2 separate regions of the Mus musculus genome follow, and region 2 is linked to region 1. The links are chromatin loops, found by intact Hi-C in ENCODE. Cell type or tissue: left cerebral cortex. All regions are shown on one strand. Links, peaks and the distances in the headings refer to the core of each region. The heading gives the core; the rest is flanking DNA.

Region 1 (8,380 bases), core at 258-8,257:
ATTTTTTAACTTTTCTATCTATTTAGTATTACAAGTATTAAAAGGGATTCTACCTACAAAAACACTTTTTGTTTAAACCATTTTGTGTCAGAGAATAATAATACATTGTGAATATCTCATAAATCTAAAAAATTAATACCCCCAAATGGTTCTAATATTCTATGCTGGTTTGAATAGGTTTGGCCTCCATAGTCTCACATGTGTGAATGCTTGGCCCATGGGGACTGGTACAATTAGGAGGTATGGCTTTGTTGGAGTAGATGTGTCACTGTGGGGGTGGGCTTTAAAGTCTCCTAGTGCTCAAACTTTGCCTAAATGGAAGAGACCCTTTCCTGGCTATCTGCATAAGACAGTCTTTTCTACCTGCCTTTAGATCAAGATGTAGAACTCTTGGCTCTCAGCACCAAGTCTGTCTGTAGGATGCCATATATCCCACCATGATGATAATGGACTGAACCTCTGAAACTGTAAGTCAGCCCCCCCCCCACCATAAGTTTGCTTTTGAAGAGTCATGGTGTATCGTCACAGCAATAATACTCTAAGACATATTCTGTGTTTGGGATAGTTCTATTTCCTGTTAAACATAAAATACCAACTCAATTGTCACGTTAGAGAAGAGGAACTTTGTCATTTATAAATGATAATAACATTTTAACACTCGATGTCATTTAAAATAATTCCACAGTATTATTTTATATTTTCTGTTTGTGATTCTCTCTTTTTTATTTCTCTCTGTGACATCAGTCAGAAAATTATAAAGTTTACTTGTATTACAATCTCCCATTTAAGAACATTTATATCCTCTGAGGTCTTTAATATTATTTGTTACATCAAACAATCTCATTACCCAGAAATAATAACTAATAACTTTTCAAGTTAAAGTGATATTGCTCAGGCTTCCATATTGTCTAATAATTTTACTTTATAAGAATAACATACACACCTTTTTACATTATTTTAATATAACATTTTTATTAATTCTTTGAGAATTTGATATGTTGTATTTTGATCATATGCACTCTTCAACTCCCTCTAACTTCTGCCAGATGCACCCATTACCTCCTTCCAAATTTGTGTCTTATTTATTTTTATTTATAACCTACTGGGCTCAATTTGTGCTACCCTTATACTCGTGGGAATGAAGCTATCAGCTGGGGCATGGTCAACCTACCAGGGGTCACCCCTTAAAAATAACTGACTGTCCCTTTCCTAGAAGCAATCTACTAGCACTAAGGATGTTTGAAAAGCCTTATGAAAACCTACTGCTTTCTAAAGTACACATACATATATATATATATGTGTGTGTGTGTGTGTGTGTGTGTGTGTGTGTGTGTGTGTATGTATATGTATATATATATATATATTTATATAAGACAGCATAATTGAAGTTTTTCCATGTGGGGGATAATGATGCTCCAAGAGACCACGAGTTTCCAGTACTAGTTATGACCTCCTTCCCTCTGGTTGTTGATCAAGGTGTCCTAAAGTCCTCCAAAACAATCCAGGCTTGTAACCAGTGCTCTAAATTCCTCCCCAGACCTTGATGGTAGCACTCTATTGCTGAAAACTACACACACTCTGGCCACATAAAAAAGAATCCAGTTGGTAAAAACTAAGAAGCTCCTCCCTGATGACTAGCTTTCACAGCACTGGCAAGTGCTGCAGAGCCAGCTCCAGGGATAAAATTGTTAAGCATCTTGCCCAGCTCTGAATCCTTCTACATTAACAATTGTTACTTCAAAGGAGTCTCTGATTCATATCTTAAAGTAGCATTGATTACCATCACTGTGTTACTCAATGCAACCCAGAGCCTAAATCATTTTAGGGAATAGGATAGGCCACATGCCAAAAGATCAGTTATGCTAGACAATATGAGAAAAGAGGGATCAATAATTCCTTAATCTACTTTATTTTAAAAATAATTTATAGCTGCATTTGCCTCATCTTTTGGTATCATGAGATATAATCTTAGCAACAGCCACCCTGTTGTGTTTGATTGCTAATAGGAAAGGCTGGAATAGATGTAGTTACAATCACCGGTATAGAAGTTTTAGCAGCCCAAACCCATGGTGTAAAACCACCATGTCTTCCAAATATAGTTCTCATCATTTTAATTCGAGCTCCATTTACCAACCTGGGAATGACTAGAAGACATTCTACAAATGTAGCATAATTTAGTTAGGCTTTGAGTCAAAAGCCATTAATGCTTATAAGTGTAAGTTGATACCTGTATTATTCAATATGTATTTTGACTCATTTTTTTTCTGAACAATGTGGACAAATGAATCACTTGTCAGTTCTACATCAGATTGAATATGTCTCTAGAGACATCATTAGAAGGTAACAACTGCCGGCCAACGGCATGAAATACTTCTTTGCATGAGCTACAATTTACTCAATGAAATATTTCTTTCAGGCCAGTTCATCTTGAATGCATTTTAGTTTTTGAGTAATTACCAACATTCGTCTTTAAAAGTTACTCCTTGGGGCCTAGGTGTATGTAGATCATATACAGAAAAGCTTATTTCATCTTAACAACCCCTCAGAGCTTTAGATTCTGTACTATTTAGACAAGAAGGCTAATACTATCTCTAACTCTATGAGAGGCAAAGGAAAGCAGTGGATGAAATGGCACTGAGTGGTACTGCAGTTGGGCAAGTGGCTTTGACAGTGAGTGGTGATCACCATGATGGGGCTTCTAATTCTGCATTATATTTCTTGAAGTATTCTCAGGGAAATATTTTATGGAGAGCTGAACTTAGAGAGGTGCCAGAGTAAACCTGCCTAGGGACTCATCATCAGTCCAGAGGCAGATAGTACAAGCAGGAGGAGATCATCTAGCTTTTGATCAGATGGATGGGTGAACTACAATTTTCACATTCTCTGTTCTCTCTTAATTTGATAGCACATGACTCCATAGTCTAAGAAATGTATTGTCGTTTTTAAAAAGATGCTCTGATGAAACACTTGGATCTTTTCTGATGTGATGAAACAAAATAGAAGAAAATGGAAGTCATGAATAAAAACAAAAATTGGGTTATTTCCAAGTTTTCCATGCATTGGAATATTTGATCTGGTGTGTGTGTGTGTGTGTGTGTGTGTGTGTGTGTGTGTGTGTACACGTATGTATGTACGTATATCTAGAATAGAAGTTAGAATCACTATGTTGTTCATTATGAAGACTCAGGGAGTTTATTACAATGGTCATTTCTCCTAATCTATCATTTGAGGAAGGTGGGTAAGGTACTTCTTTTCAGTTCTAGGATGAACACCACTGAACTCCAAGTGTCGCAAATACAGCTGAACATTCACACTCTTCATCTTCAAGTGAGTCCTTCTTGCTACTCCGTAATCCTTATATGCCTATCTTGGCACATTTGTCATAGTGATTCCTCAATTCCGGGTCCTACTTAACCATCCACATCAGGTATATGTGAATTCACACTCTGACATAGGCACAGGCCTAGCCCTAGAGTTTGGTTTGTTAGGAGTCCGCAGTACAATGGTGAGACCTCTCAAAGCAGTCTTGGCAGAGTTAGCTCCTGCACAGTCATAATGAGCAATGACTGAGATTCAAGGGTTTTTCTACATATTGATTCAACCATTATTTTTCCCACGTGCATTTGTTAGAAGGCAAAGTTGGAGAATTGCATCAAATCTTTAAAAATCAGATCGTGTGCCCACTATATTAATTACATGGTCCAGCCTTACTTTGTCCTTCTAAGAAATTGCTAAATGACCTACTGTTGCCATTAAAAGTTTGGTCCTGACAGTAGAGAGTGAAACCAGGAGACTATGTTAAAATTAGAATAAGCTTTAAAAGGAATCACACATCTGACCAAGGTGGTAAAATTAGCTAAAATATCTGCCAAAGAAAAATGGGAAGTTCTAAGGCACCAGATGTCTCTGTGGGCTCCAGATTTGGAGTTCTCTCTTGCCTTTGAAAGCTTCTTTCAGAAGTATTGAGCCTTATAATGCATGTGGCTTAGCATATGGGCTGTTATTTTGCACTTCTCTACTCTGAGTCTGCCTTCTCAATCAGGATCTCAGCAACTTTTCTAAGCTCAGTGATTATCTGGGGGTATGAGGTTTTCAAGAGAATTAAGCAAAAGTTGTGTGTGTGTGTGTGTGTGTGTGTGTGTGTGTCAATGAGATGTAGTATTTCTATCTTCATTTACATTTCCTTATAAAGACTCAGCACAAAACGATTCAGAGTACATTCTTCCTTTTTAAGAAAGTCTTTTATGCTACCATTGGTAAGCTTGATCTTCTTGTGCAATTCCTAACAATGGGAAGAGGACTCTTTTGCCAGGTTTTGGGACCCTTTTCTTCATTCTGGGTTGCCTCCTCCATCCTTAATAGAAGGGGAGGTGACTAGTGTTGCTGCAACTTGATATGCCATATTTGGTTGCTATCCATGGGAGGCCTGCCCTTTTCTGAAAAGAAATGGAGGAGAGTTTTATTGGGAGGGGAGGTGGGGGTTAGAAACTGGGAGAAGAGGAGGGAGGGGAAACTACACTCAGGATGAAAACTGATGGTAGTGGTGATGATGATGATATGATGAAAGTCTTTTACAATCTGGGCAGTGGTGATGCACAGTTTAAGTCCAGCAGTCGGGAAGCAGAGGAAGGAGGATCTCTGTGAGTCTGAGGCTAGCCTGGTCTATAGAGCAAGTTCCAGGACAACCAAGGATATACAGAGATAACCTGTGTCAAAAAGAAAGTCTTTTATATTTTTTTTTGCTCAAAGTGGAGTAGTAGATACAAGCAGTCTCCTCATATCAAAAGTCTTCATTTTTATTTTTTTTCATAAAGGGCAATTTAAATGGCTAATACTAGAGGCACGTGTTTCTCTTCAACAACAGCAATTTGCTAGTCCAATGATGGCATAAGAAGGGATAATTAAAATAACAAAGAAAAGATCTATAATATAAAAGAATGAGTTGCCTAATTTCAAAACAGATATTTTCATTTTGATTTCATTTTTCTTTAAGGATTGTCCAAATATTTCACGCTATGGTCTAGAAAAATAAATTACTGTGGTGGTAAAATACTGACCAGCAAATATTACTTGATGCCCTGAATGTGAAGAGCTTGCTAGTTTACTCATTTTTTTTCAACATTTCAAAGGTTATGTATGTAAAGAAAGGCTAAATAGATGCTTTCATACCTCTTGATAAATGAGTAATAAGAAACATCTTTTTCTTATTACTTCGTTATGTGTCTGAAGAAATCCGTTATACAAACTCAATTTCAAGCTCTTTGGGGGCGGTGCTATACAGATGGCTCGTTCATTTAGAGCATTTGCTGCCCTATTAGAAGCCCCAGGTTCCGTTCCCAACACCCACGTGGCAGATCACAATTGTCCTAAGTTCACTTCTTAGAGATCTGACACCCTCTCCTGGCTTTGTGGTTGCTGAGCCTGCATTACGTCACTGAATCTCTCCCTTTCTTCCCTCCAGCCCCTCAAGCATGCTCTCCAACCCTTCTTATGTTCACCTACCAACTCTCAAGCTGATTGCTTCTTTTTCACTGATATAAATGCATATATGTACGTGTGCAAATACATGCATATATGTATGTGCAAATACATATACATAACCTGCTGAGTTTGTGTGTGTGTGTGTGTGTGTGTATTTATGGTTTGGGGGCTCACAATTTAGGATTGGGACAACCAAAAAGGGAATTCTCTGTCTAGGGTCATGATCTTGTGAAATTCTCCTCTGTCTGCATTAAACTGCCATTTTTCTGATCCTTTTTCTACAGCCATTTCTCGAAGAGACCATTTCACTACAGAAGTCCTGGTATTCTGGCTTTTACAATGTTTCAACTTCCCATTCCTCTGTGTTACCTGAACTGAAGATATCTGATTCACTGTGGCTGCTCTGCCCACTGTCTGTTAATCTGTGTTCAGTTGTGGTTTTCTGTGATGGTCTCCATCAGCTGTAAATAGAGGTGTCTTTGATGTGGGTGGTAACTGTACTTACCAGGAAAGGTAGCTCATATACAAACAGCTTTCCAGAGCTATGGGGCTGGAGCTAGGCTTTTTGGTTTTGTAGGTGGTACTGAGTTGGGGTAAGGAGGTGGGGGAAAGATGACTTACACAGGAAAGATGACTCACACACAAACACACAAACAAACAAAAATCAAGTCTATAGTTTTAACAAGCTCTGCCTCCTTTATTAAAAAAAATTGCTTTTTAATAAACACATTAAAATAATGCTTTAACAATGGTGACAGATGTTTTTGAAAATGAACTTCCATAATGAAAAATCAATTCTGGAAAATGTCTTACCCACATATATGTGTGTATATGACTAAACATTCCTGGAAAAGGTAGAAAAGCCACAAGAATGTTTAACAGTGAAGAAGAAAACACACTCCATATCACTAACCATTCCCAGCAGAGGCTTGTGGTTCCAGAAACTAGAGGAGATAAAAGGGGATTATCTTTCACTTTAATCTTATACACAGAAGAAGCAGCCATAGGGGACAGAAAGATGCCAAAGGCCTATTATAAGCCTAGGTCCTCTTAGGCTTAAAACTTAAAAGCAACAAAGAAAACACGGAATACAAAGGTTGTTGATCATATGTGACATGGTATGACACAGCAAAGGAGAATGCAGGGACACCTGCCTCTCTGAGTGACTGTAATCATGAGGATTCCTGACCGGATCAACGGACAAAGGGAGACCCACATTCTAAAGACCCCCACTGCTGACTCACACAAGACTGAGAGAGATATCACAGAAGCCATGGCCTGGAAAATTGGCAAATATAAGCACAGGGCAGCTCGCTAATGTGCTTTCATGATAGCAAAATGGTGGTGCTGGGGGGAGGGAGGAGTGGGGAGGGGTGGGTCAGCATGCTGGGCCTCTGGTGCTGGCTCCTGCACTGTCTTTCCCATGGTAGCAATTCTATGCTTTGCCAATCATGTTTTCGTGATTGCCAATATGCTCTGTAGGGGTTCGGGAGTGGAAGGACTATACTACCTTATTCTTGCCAACAAGTCTCAAAGGAAACTCTCAGACTCTGCTGGGAGAGATTTGTCTTCCTGACCTAGGAAAGTCCTTTTCTCTTGTCCATCCTCTAAGTCAAGCAAGATGGCACCAGGCCACAGTGTTCCTATGGCGACTGTCCTGTAGTCCAGGTCTCACATACCAATAATCTGAAGGCGGCAAAATAGAGCACGGAGTTCTGGCTCCTTGAAATGCTTCAAGCTCAGACCCTCCCACTCCCAGACAGACCGCTTCGGGAAATAAGGACGTTTTTAAAAGCAGGGGGGAAAAACAAGCTTTTTCCTTTCCTTTTACATAATCCTTTATTAATTCTTGGGAAAACATCATGCAATGCATTTCGATCATATTCATCTCCTTCTTGCAGTTTCTCCTAGGTCTGTGTTCTTCATCTTGATTCCCCTTACTCATCCAATATTGATTTTGAATTTCCTTCCTTTTTTTTGTCTTGTGTTTCTTTTTTATTTATTTATTTATTTATTTATTTATTGGCTTTTTTATTGGATATTTTCCTTATTTACATAGCAAATATTTTCCCCTTTCCAGATCTACCCTTCGGAAACCCCTTATCATATCTCCCTCTCCTCCTGCTTCTATGAGGGCGCTCCTCCACCCACCCAGCCACTCCCCCTCTTCCCACCTTGGCATTCCCCTGGGGTGTCGAACACCCTCAGGTTCAAGGGCCTCTTCTCCCACTGATGTCCAACAAGGCCATCCTCTGCCACATATGCATCCAGAGCCATGGGTCCCTCCAACTGTACTCTTTGGTTGATGGTCCAGTCCCCGGGAGCTCCTGAAGGTCTGGCTTGTTGACACTTTTGCTCCCTCCACAGGGCTGCAAACCCCCTCAGCTCCTTCAGTCCCTTCCCCAGTTCTTCTATCAGGGATCCTGTGCTCTCCAATGCTTGGCTGCAAGCATCTGTCTCTGAATTTGTCAGGCTCTGGCAGAGCCTCTCAGGAGACAGACATATCCTGCTCCTGTCAGCAAGCACTTCCTGGCATCCACAACAGCATCTGGGTTTGGTGTCTGTATATGGGATGGATCCCCAGGTGGGGAAGTATCTTGGAAACCCATTGAGTCCGAATACTCTTGGAAAAGGAGTCTACCGTTACACATATATGTAATCAATTCTCTAAGAACCTCACATGCAAATATTTTTATCGGACTCCCCACCACAACACAACACTCCTCCCCCTAACTCCTCACAGATTCAGCCCCATCCAGCCTTCATTTCTCCCTCACAGCTTCAAGTCCTTTGTTTATTATGATCCACTGAATGCAACTCTTGCTGACCCTAGAGCCATCTACTGGAACATGGACGATCTACCAAGGACCATGCCCCTTTAAAAAAAATTGACTCTTAT
Region 2 (8,380 bases), core at 335-8,334, 94 kb before region 1:
TAACCCCTTTCCTTGTTTCCCCTCTGAAAATCCCCTATCCCCTTCCCCCTCCCCCTGCTCCCCAACCTACCCACTCCCATTCCTAGTCCTGGCATTCCCCCACACTGGGGCATAGAGCTGTCACAGGACCTCTCATTGATGACCGACTAGGCCATCCTCTGCTATATATATAGCTAGAGCCACAAGTTCTACCATGTGTTTTCTTTGATTGGTGGTATAGTTCCAAGGAACTCTGGGGGTACTGGTTAGTTCATATTGATGTTCCTCCTATGGGGCTTCAGACCCCTTCAGCTCCCTGGGTACTTTCTCTGGCTCCTTCATTGGGGACCTTTTGCTCCATCCAGACCCTATCTTAAAAAGAGAAAAAAATAATAAAATTGCTGCAAAATAAGTTTCCCACAGGTATAATGGAAGAGAAGTTTTAAAGTGTGACCACTAGCAGGTTAGCTCCTATTCCTTTCTTGGAGCATGACTGATGCCATTAGAGATGCTAAACATGGGTCTTTTCCTGCCAAGTACTGCAGCCTTGCTATCTTAGACCACCACGACCTTGTAAATATCTGAAAATTGATTCCCGGTTCCCACTCCCCTTGTTGATAACCTTGGCATCCTAGAGAAAGATGTGAAAGACAAGCCAGCTGTGGCTCTTGAATAACTTTGTTCATCCAGCCAGCACTCAGAATTACGCTTCCCTCCCTCCTGAGGTTTTGATGACGTCATCACTGTTGGTGACCAGAACAGCAACACTGAGAGTCTTCTAGGACAGGTTTAAGAGCTGTAAGCGGCAGTTCAGTGAGCTTATCATGTGAGCCTTCCTAAAAGAGTACCACTGCTGAGTATTTTTCTGTATTTTGAAATAATAACAGTATGATTTTCTCCGGGAGATTGAGACAATGGTGCACACCCTTTGAAAGCATAGGTCGTCTAGGTTCTTATGTACTTTTGCACCATTAATACACCTTTACCTATTCTTTTCATGACTTTTTTTTTTCATAGCAATCTCCTTTATGTTAAATGTTGATCACGTCAATTCATGCTATGGCCTTAAAAACCCCAATAGTATCTCATGCTGGATATCAGACCTGGATCACGAGACACAAGAAAGCTAGCACCTGCTTCACATTTATAGCTATAATCCATCCTAGACACATTTCCTCAAGCAACCAATAAAATAGAATTTAAATAATCTGAATATATTCCATTTCTTCAAACCTGTTATTCTTAATAATCTTAATCTAATAGTGAAAAGATATTTATTTCTGCACATTGGTCAACTTTTATTTACCTAGGATTCTTCTCTTCTAGGGAAAACAAAAGAATTACCAGGAAAACAAGACAGAGCAGAGAGTGATTTGCTTTTAATATGCCCAAGTGTAAAGAAAAGAGATAAAGTGAGAGAAAGTTCATTGCTCTTGCCACACACTGACAGTGCAAATCAAGATTCAAGAGGTACTCACTGGGAAGCCAAGAGAAGAAAGCACTTTATTTTTTTCAGGAATAAAACATCAGATAGGGGAACATCTCTTTGAAAAACTCAATATGTAGGGGGAGAAATTACACATCACATTGTCCTTATACATGAGCACAGGACATATATTTCAACTGGGCATTAAGTGAGTAGGAGACAGGAATGACAAGCCATTCCTGTCACTGTTGTAAAACCAGAATCACCTGCATTCCAGAACCAGGTGCCCTCCCCACTCCACCTCAGCATCGTTGGCCACATCATCACCAGCCACCAAATGCTGCCCACGTGCATGTACTATATTCCTTTATAAAGCCTGTGGCTTTGCAGTCTGCTCTCTTTCTCCTCCATTCTTGCTCAGAGGCAACATTTGTGTGCCTCCCCCCCCCCAAATCTCCCCAACAAGGTCTGTTACATGGTGTAACCTTGTGGCAATCTTTGGCCCTCTGATCAGAGCACAAATCCTAAAAGCCATTCAGTGATCTGGCTCATAGAAAGTCTACATGAATACATAACGATATCAGAAAAACGTGAGTTTGTCTTCTCAATTCAGAAGGGCTTTGCACAGCTAATCTTTCCTAAATACAACCTGTATGTATTTATCTGTATGTATTCAACATCTCAAATCCTATGCTGCCTGCTACATAGAACAAAGAGAAAAGGGAACATCCCATACACTTGTACTGGGCAAAGTCGGTACCAGTGGATTTCTATTCCATCAAGCAAGAGTGCAGAAGTGTGCTTTTCTTACCAAAGACGTGGTTATGTTTGTTTGCTGTTTGTTTTCTACCTCTAGCGTGTCTTAAGTTTCTTCTAATGTTTTTGGTACGGTGACTTTAGGAACTAAAATAGAAGCACGGAGCACCTTATTGGCTTGCTTACTAACCAAACGTAGCTGCCTACAAGTCAAACATAGAAAAGTCAACAGAGTATGTAGAAAGCAGCAGGTACCATCCACATGAAAAGTAGATGGTTATAACCATCACAAAAAATCTCTATCCCAGAGGCTCATCCAACCCAGAGCTATTTGTCACTATATGATGCCACAAACTTCTCCAGCTACCTACTTAATGAGGTATAGATTTGACCCTATACCATGTCAGCTTTTGCTGAAAGCTTTCCTAACTTATTAAAATGTACTTATCATGGTCAAGTTCACGTGGCTGATGAGAACAAGCACTTTTCTGATCTATATGCTCTTCATTAAAAGTATCCGTTAAACCTCTTCATTATAGGCACATAAATTAGAAGTATATGTGTGTGCGAATGTGTATATGTGTGGGTGTTGATTTTCTACACACACACACAAAAATGCCTGGGTATCTTCTATATATGAGGACTACATTATTTCACTTAATTAGGACTCCAACCCTCTTCACAACAATTTCTGATACTTCATCTTGAAGCCACTGACATTTTAGTTACTGAATAATTCTTGTACATAAACATCGACTCAAGCCACGCTTTGCTATCTGAGGTACTGTGGGGATGGATAGGGACCAGACCACGTGATACAAGATGCAGAGTCATATCTCAGCTCCTGTAATAACTGTCACAGGATAGCAGATGTGAAATGCTAATGTCTATCTCCTTGATGTTTTGCAGACTAGGAAGTCTTCCCACTAATTTATAAACTTGAAGTCATAAGCACTTAGGAAGAAAATTGCAGGTGCAGATTTATCAGGAGTCTCACTAAAAAAGATGACCCTCATTCTTAGCCGTGTCCTTAGCCTTATCTTTATCTTTATCCTTATCCCTACTAAAAAGAGCATCCTTAGTTTTAAGCAACTATGCTTGTTTTGTGTTAAGAACAGTTATCCTTAATCAACCCGAAAATCAAAACTGACGTAAGTCCTTCTCCACTCTTGTATGCAGGATCCAGTTAGAATGTCAGCATCTAGGGATGCTGAAGACAAATGATTATAGTCTTTGAAGGACAATTGCATGACTATCTCCATAAATATCTCAGAGATGTTTATTTCTGATGCTCCAGGTAGAATTTGAGTGGACAGTGCCCAGTGACTATTCTATTCATTTAAAAAGATAATAACAGACTGAAAAATAATCTCACACAAAAGGAGTTAGAAAGAAGGACATGTGTCCTGTCCAATTTCTTTCCTGGGCTCTAAGATCTTAGGAAAGAATGAGATCTTCATGAGGAACGGGTTAATGTTATTGCATTGGCACATTTCTTTTACAGAAGGCAAAGCACACATTTTCAAACATACACGTCCACAGAATTTATTCAGGCACATAGGACTTCTTCAAAGGTTTAAAGGCATGACCCGATCAATACATTCATTTGAAATCTGAGACCTGAAGTCTGCAGTCAAAATTTATGAGCATTTTATGCCTTCTTCCCCTAAAATTTCCAGCAGGCTGTTACAGTCTGATGTCCGTGGGAGGTTTCCAACTCGGCTGCAAACTCAAGTCACATTTATAGCAATGTATTTCTGTAGACCATCTATCTTTTGGAATCCTTCAAGCCTCTGCAATAGGAACCCTTGGCAAGAAAAGATTCTTCCTATATCAACTGATCATGTCTGTGTCCAAGCATCTACCTATATCAATTGATCACATTTAACATCAGTTTAAAAATGACTGTAATGATGATGAATGTAATAAACAATGATGATCTTTTCAACTTCAGAATACCATACTCAATAGCTGCGAAAATGTCTCCGAGGGAAAGCACTTGCCATGGGGATGTGAGGACCACAGTTTGGATCCCCAGAATCCACATATAAAGGCAGATAAACATGGAGGTTCAGCTTTAGTTCCAGACCTCGGGAGGCAGAGACAGGGAACCCCTGGAACATTCAGAGATTACCTCTATTGCTAAAACTGGTAACTTTATATGCCCCAGTACAGGGGAACGCCAGGGCCAAGAAGTGCGAGTGGGTGGGTAGGGGAGCAGGGTCGGGGGAGGGTATAGGAACTTTCGGGATAGCATTTGAAATGTATATAAAGAAATTATCTAATAAAAATAAATACATACATACATACATACATACATACATACATACATAAAAAGAAAAATGGTAAGCTCCCATCTTGATCCATAAGGTGGGAGATAGGTTGAGGATGACACCTGATGTCAACCTTGGACCTCCACCTGTACATGCATATGCACACATATCCACACATATGCACACACCCCACACCTGTGCCCCACATATTTAAGCACACATACACATGTGAAACATAATACTATAAACAAAGCAATGACACATATTTTCCTTAACCTGATTCATAAGGCCCATCAGGGTCCATAATATCACAAACATCTTTATTATTTTTTTAGCACAATAATCTTCTTACAATATTTTGTAATGTTTTTTAAAAAATAGTTTCTGTTGTCAAACTATAAGTGTAAAGGTAGCTTAGAGGTTCTTTCTTGATATGCTAAATAGAATGAATTGCTTAAGAATAAATAATCAATAAATGTACTTATTGTAGACTTGCTATGTACAATGCATGGGAAAAACCTGAAAAGAATTTCAGAGATTCTGTCTGTACTAAAAATATCTCATTTACCTGGGACAATAGCATGAGAGAATTAAATTTATAATACTGCTCAAGAATATATACTTCTGGGGCTAAAGAGATGACTCAGTGGTTAAGAGCTCAATTCCTAGCACCTACATGGCAGCTTATAACTGTGCTCTAAGAGCAGCTAGTTTGGTGTTTTGTTTTGTTTTAACAAAATCTCAATCATTCAATTTTACCAATGAGGACTCTGGAGCTAGATGCTGAGGTGAAAGCCTACTAGCACAGAAAGGCAGAGAAAGCACCCAGCTGACCTTGCTCATCAGCCAGCATCCCACTAGGGATGTCTCTCACCAGTCTCAAAAAAAAAAAAAAAAAAAAAAAAAAAAAACTCCTTCAAACCAAATATCCCTCCCTTCTACTTCCTGTGCATCTCTCTATTCGTCCTCCTGACTCCCTCTTATTCTCTATGGTTTTATCTTAATCCTATGTCCACTTCCTGTCAGCTGGTTGCTTGCTCCGCCCCTTGACCCCCCCTCACTGTATTTAATTCTGCTTACAATATTCAAGCAGAAAACTCTCAGATTAAAGGTGTGTGCTAAGGCTGAGCTACACCACAATTAAAAACTGGTTTCTCCAGTAACTAACATAATAACAAGGTTCACAGTGTGATCAAATATCCTTCAACAAGCACCCAAGGTAATTTTGCATCTCTCTTCCCAGATGCTACTCCTGGGGCTGTGGAATTAAATTAAACCAGTTAGGGCCTTTCAACTAGATCTTATAGACCTGTGGGACTCAAAAGTCTGTGGTCTATAGGACCAACAGCAATACATCACCTGGAAGCTGATTAGAAATGCAAACATCTCTGGCCCCAACAAACACCTATGAGTGTGAACCTCCACTATTACCAAGTCACAAGATCATTCATGTATCTACCATACTTGGGACAGTATGAAAATAATGCAGGGGCTAATGTTGGGAGAATAAGATGAAGTTAGAGTCATAAACAGAGTCTGAGCGATTAAAGACCTTTAAAGTTCAATTGAAGTTATTTTTGTTTGCAGTAGTCAAGTGAATCTAGAACTAGAAAGAAAAAAATGGCTGGGTACAAAAGCACTAATTAGAAAAATACAACCTGGAGACATCACACACTTATTTTGGGAGTTGTTTAGGCAAGTTCTGTTCTCCTAAAAGGAAAACTTACTAAAAAAAGCAACATGCTGTGTGTGAAATGAACATGCCAGAGCAAACTGTGCACATCCTACTTACTGAGGAAGGGTTCAAGGGACGGAGGGAAATCTCAGTATCTCCCTTCTTTATGGGTGAAGATGGACAGGAGAGGCTCCTAACTGCCCTTGTTAGCATCTTGATCGGCAGTGCTGCTAAAATCCCTGCCCTGAGGAAGACCAAATAGCACCTACCCCTTTCCCTGAGGTCCCCACAACAAACTGAGGCATTATCCCACCAGATTCACTCTGGGAGAACCAGTGAATTCATTTGGGCTTCCTTATAGACCCTAGGTAACATGACACTCCTCCCCTAATTAGCTGCACATGAAAAGGCTTACCAACCCAAGAAAAGAGCTTCCCCATAGATGGCTTAGTCAGGGTTTCTATTCCTACACATAACATCATGACCAAGAAACAAATTGGGGAGTAAGGTGTTTATTCAGCTTATACTTCCACATTGCTATTCATCACCAAAGGAAGTTAGGACTGGAACTCAAACAGGTCAGGAAGCGGGAGCTGATACAGAGGCCATGAAGGGATGTAAGTTACTTAATGGCTTGCTTCCCCTGGCTTGCTCAGCTTGCTTTCTTATAGAACCCAAGACTACCAGCCCAGGGATCGCACCACCCACAATGGGCCCTCCCACCCTTGATCACTAATTGAGAAAATGCCTTACAGTTGGATCTCATGGAGGCATTTCCTTAAGGGAGGTTCCTCTCTCTGTGATAACTCCAGCTTGTGTCAAGTTGACACACAAAACCTCTCCTCGGTCTTCGCTGGCCTCTCTGTATTACATCCTCTCACTTGTATCTCTAAGAGAAAACCGTGGTAGATAATTCCTTTGTGGTACCAGGGCAAATCTTGGCACCTCTGTTGGAGAAGTAAATTCTAAGTAAGCCATGTCCTGCTGCATACAAGTTAAGAAAATAGAAAACTGTCCTCTGCCACAGATCTAGCACCAGGGTCCTAGAAACCTGAAAGAACACACATACAAACAGAAAGGCTAGCATCAAGTGAGTCATGTGCTCTGATAGAGATGTGCTGGTGGCAGTCCAGAAACTCAGCACACTTATTGTGTATATCTGAAGGGAAGCAGGGGGTTGAACTCATATCAATGGGAGGGCTCTGACAGGGAGCAGTCTCCCTGTAAACACAGGGGAGGAGGAAACTAGGGTTGATACTTTCTGTAAACACTGTCAACACACAGAGCAGGGTAAGGCTTTGCCATCCCCATTGGGTCTGAGGCATTGGGTTTCTTGAGATGCTGGTGGCCATATCAACAATACATATTCAATTAGGACTTCATCCCTACAGTCCAGAGCTTGTTGGGTAGGTATTACTGTTATACCAAAGAACAGCAGCAGCAATAACAACAACAACAACAACAACAAAAACCAACTAAACAAACAAACAAAAACCCACCAAAACACCAAAGATGTCATTTTAATTAGGCTCAGAAATGATGGGAATATAAAACATTAACTTTGATCCTCTCTCAGGCACACTCAATTGAACCTAAATGTTATGTTTCTTAACACTAAGAGCAAAATGAAATAAAAATCAAGAAAAGCAAAGATCTGTGCCTAAGTTATAAGACCACTACTCACGCCATTGAGATCAGAGTTAAACTAAGACTTGCTTTAAAGCGATGGATAATGAAGTTGATTTCAGAAATTATGTCTCTGTGCTCAAAGTGAAATACTGAATTGGAAATATCTAATAGGAACTTGGATTTTACATAAACACACACACAGGAAAGGAAGCCTACTGTCCTTGTTAGGATCTTACTCTGTCAGTAAATTATATATATATATATTTTTTTTTACATTATATTATATATATATAATTTACATCATTTCCACACTTCCTACCCACTTAATAAAACTCCTCCAGTTCCCCCCTACTCCCTCAAAATTATGACTTCTTCTATTATTAATAGTAGTATTGATCATCATCATAGTAATAGTAGCAATAATAATAGGGTATCTATAAATACAACCCGCTGAGTCCATTTAGTATTGCTCATATGCACATGCTGACCTTGGGATTGGATAACCTACCAAGGAGGTCATTGCTGGAAAAGACCGAATCTCCATTTCTTGGTAACCACTAATTGCCTGTAGCTCTTAATCTAGTGATGGAGCCTCTGGAAACTCCTCCCCCACCCCACCCACATTGGCATGTTTACTATAAG

Evidence for each region. Hi-C counts contacts between places; a loop is a spot of excess contacts. Peaks named below come from ENCODE experiments on the same cell type or tissue, not always from the same donor. Only the 100,000 strongest peaks of a DNase experiment are listed, where the experiment ranks them.
Region 2: a loop joins it to region 1, with 3 times the contacts of the local background. A loop is called at or near these places in 3 of 42 quality-filtered maps.

The regions. Positions count from the first base shown.
Region 1 is chr10:110,559,758-110,568,137 of GRCm38, forward strand. No RefSeq gene overlaps it. Among named protein-coding and RNA genes, the nearest start is that of 9230102K24Rik, 37 kb to the right of the region's middle. In left cerebral cortex, for the core only: no CTCF peak of the experiment used is centred there; DNase peaks (open chromatin) are centred at 3,554, 3,961, 7,160 and 7,958; H3K27ac peaks cover 1,269 bases.
Region 2 is chr10:110,465,768-110,474,147 of GRCm38, forward strand. No RefSeq gene overlaps it. Among named protein-coding and RNA genes, the nearest start is that of 9230102K24Rik, 130 kb to the right of the region's middle. In left cerebral cortex, for the core only: no CTCF peak of the experiment used is centred there; DNase peaks (open chromatin) are centred at 3,062 and 3,866; H3K27ac peaks cover 1,092 bases.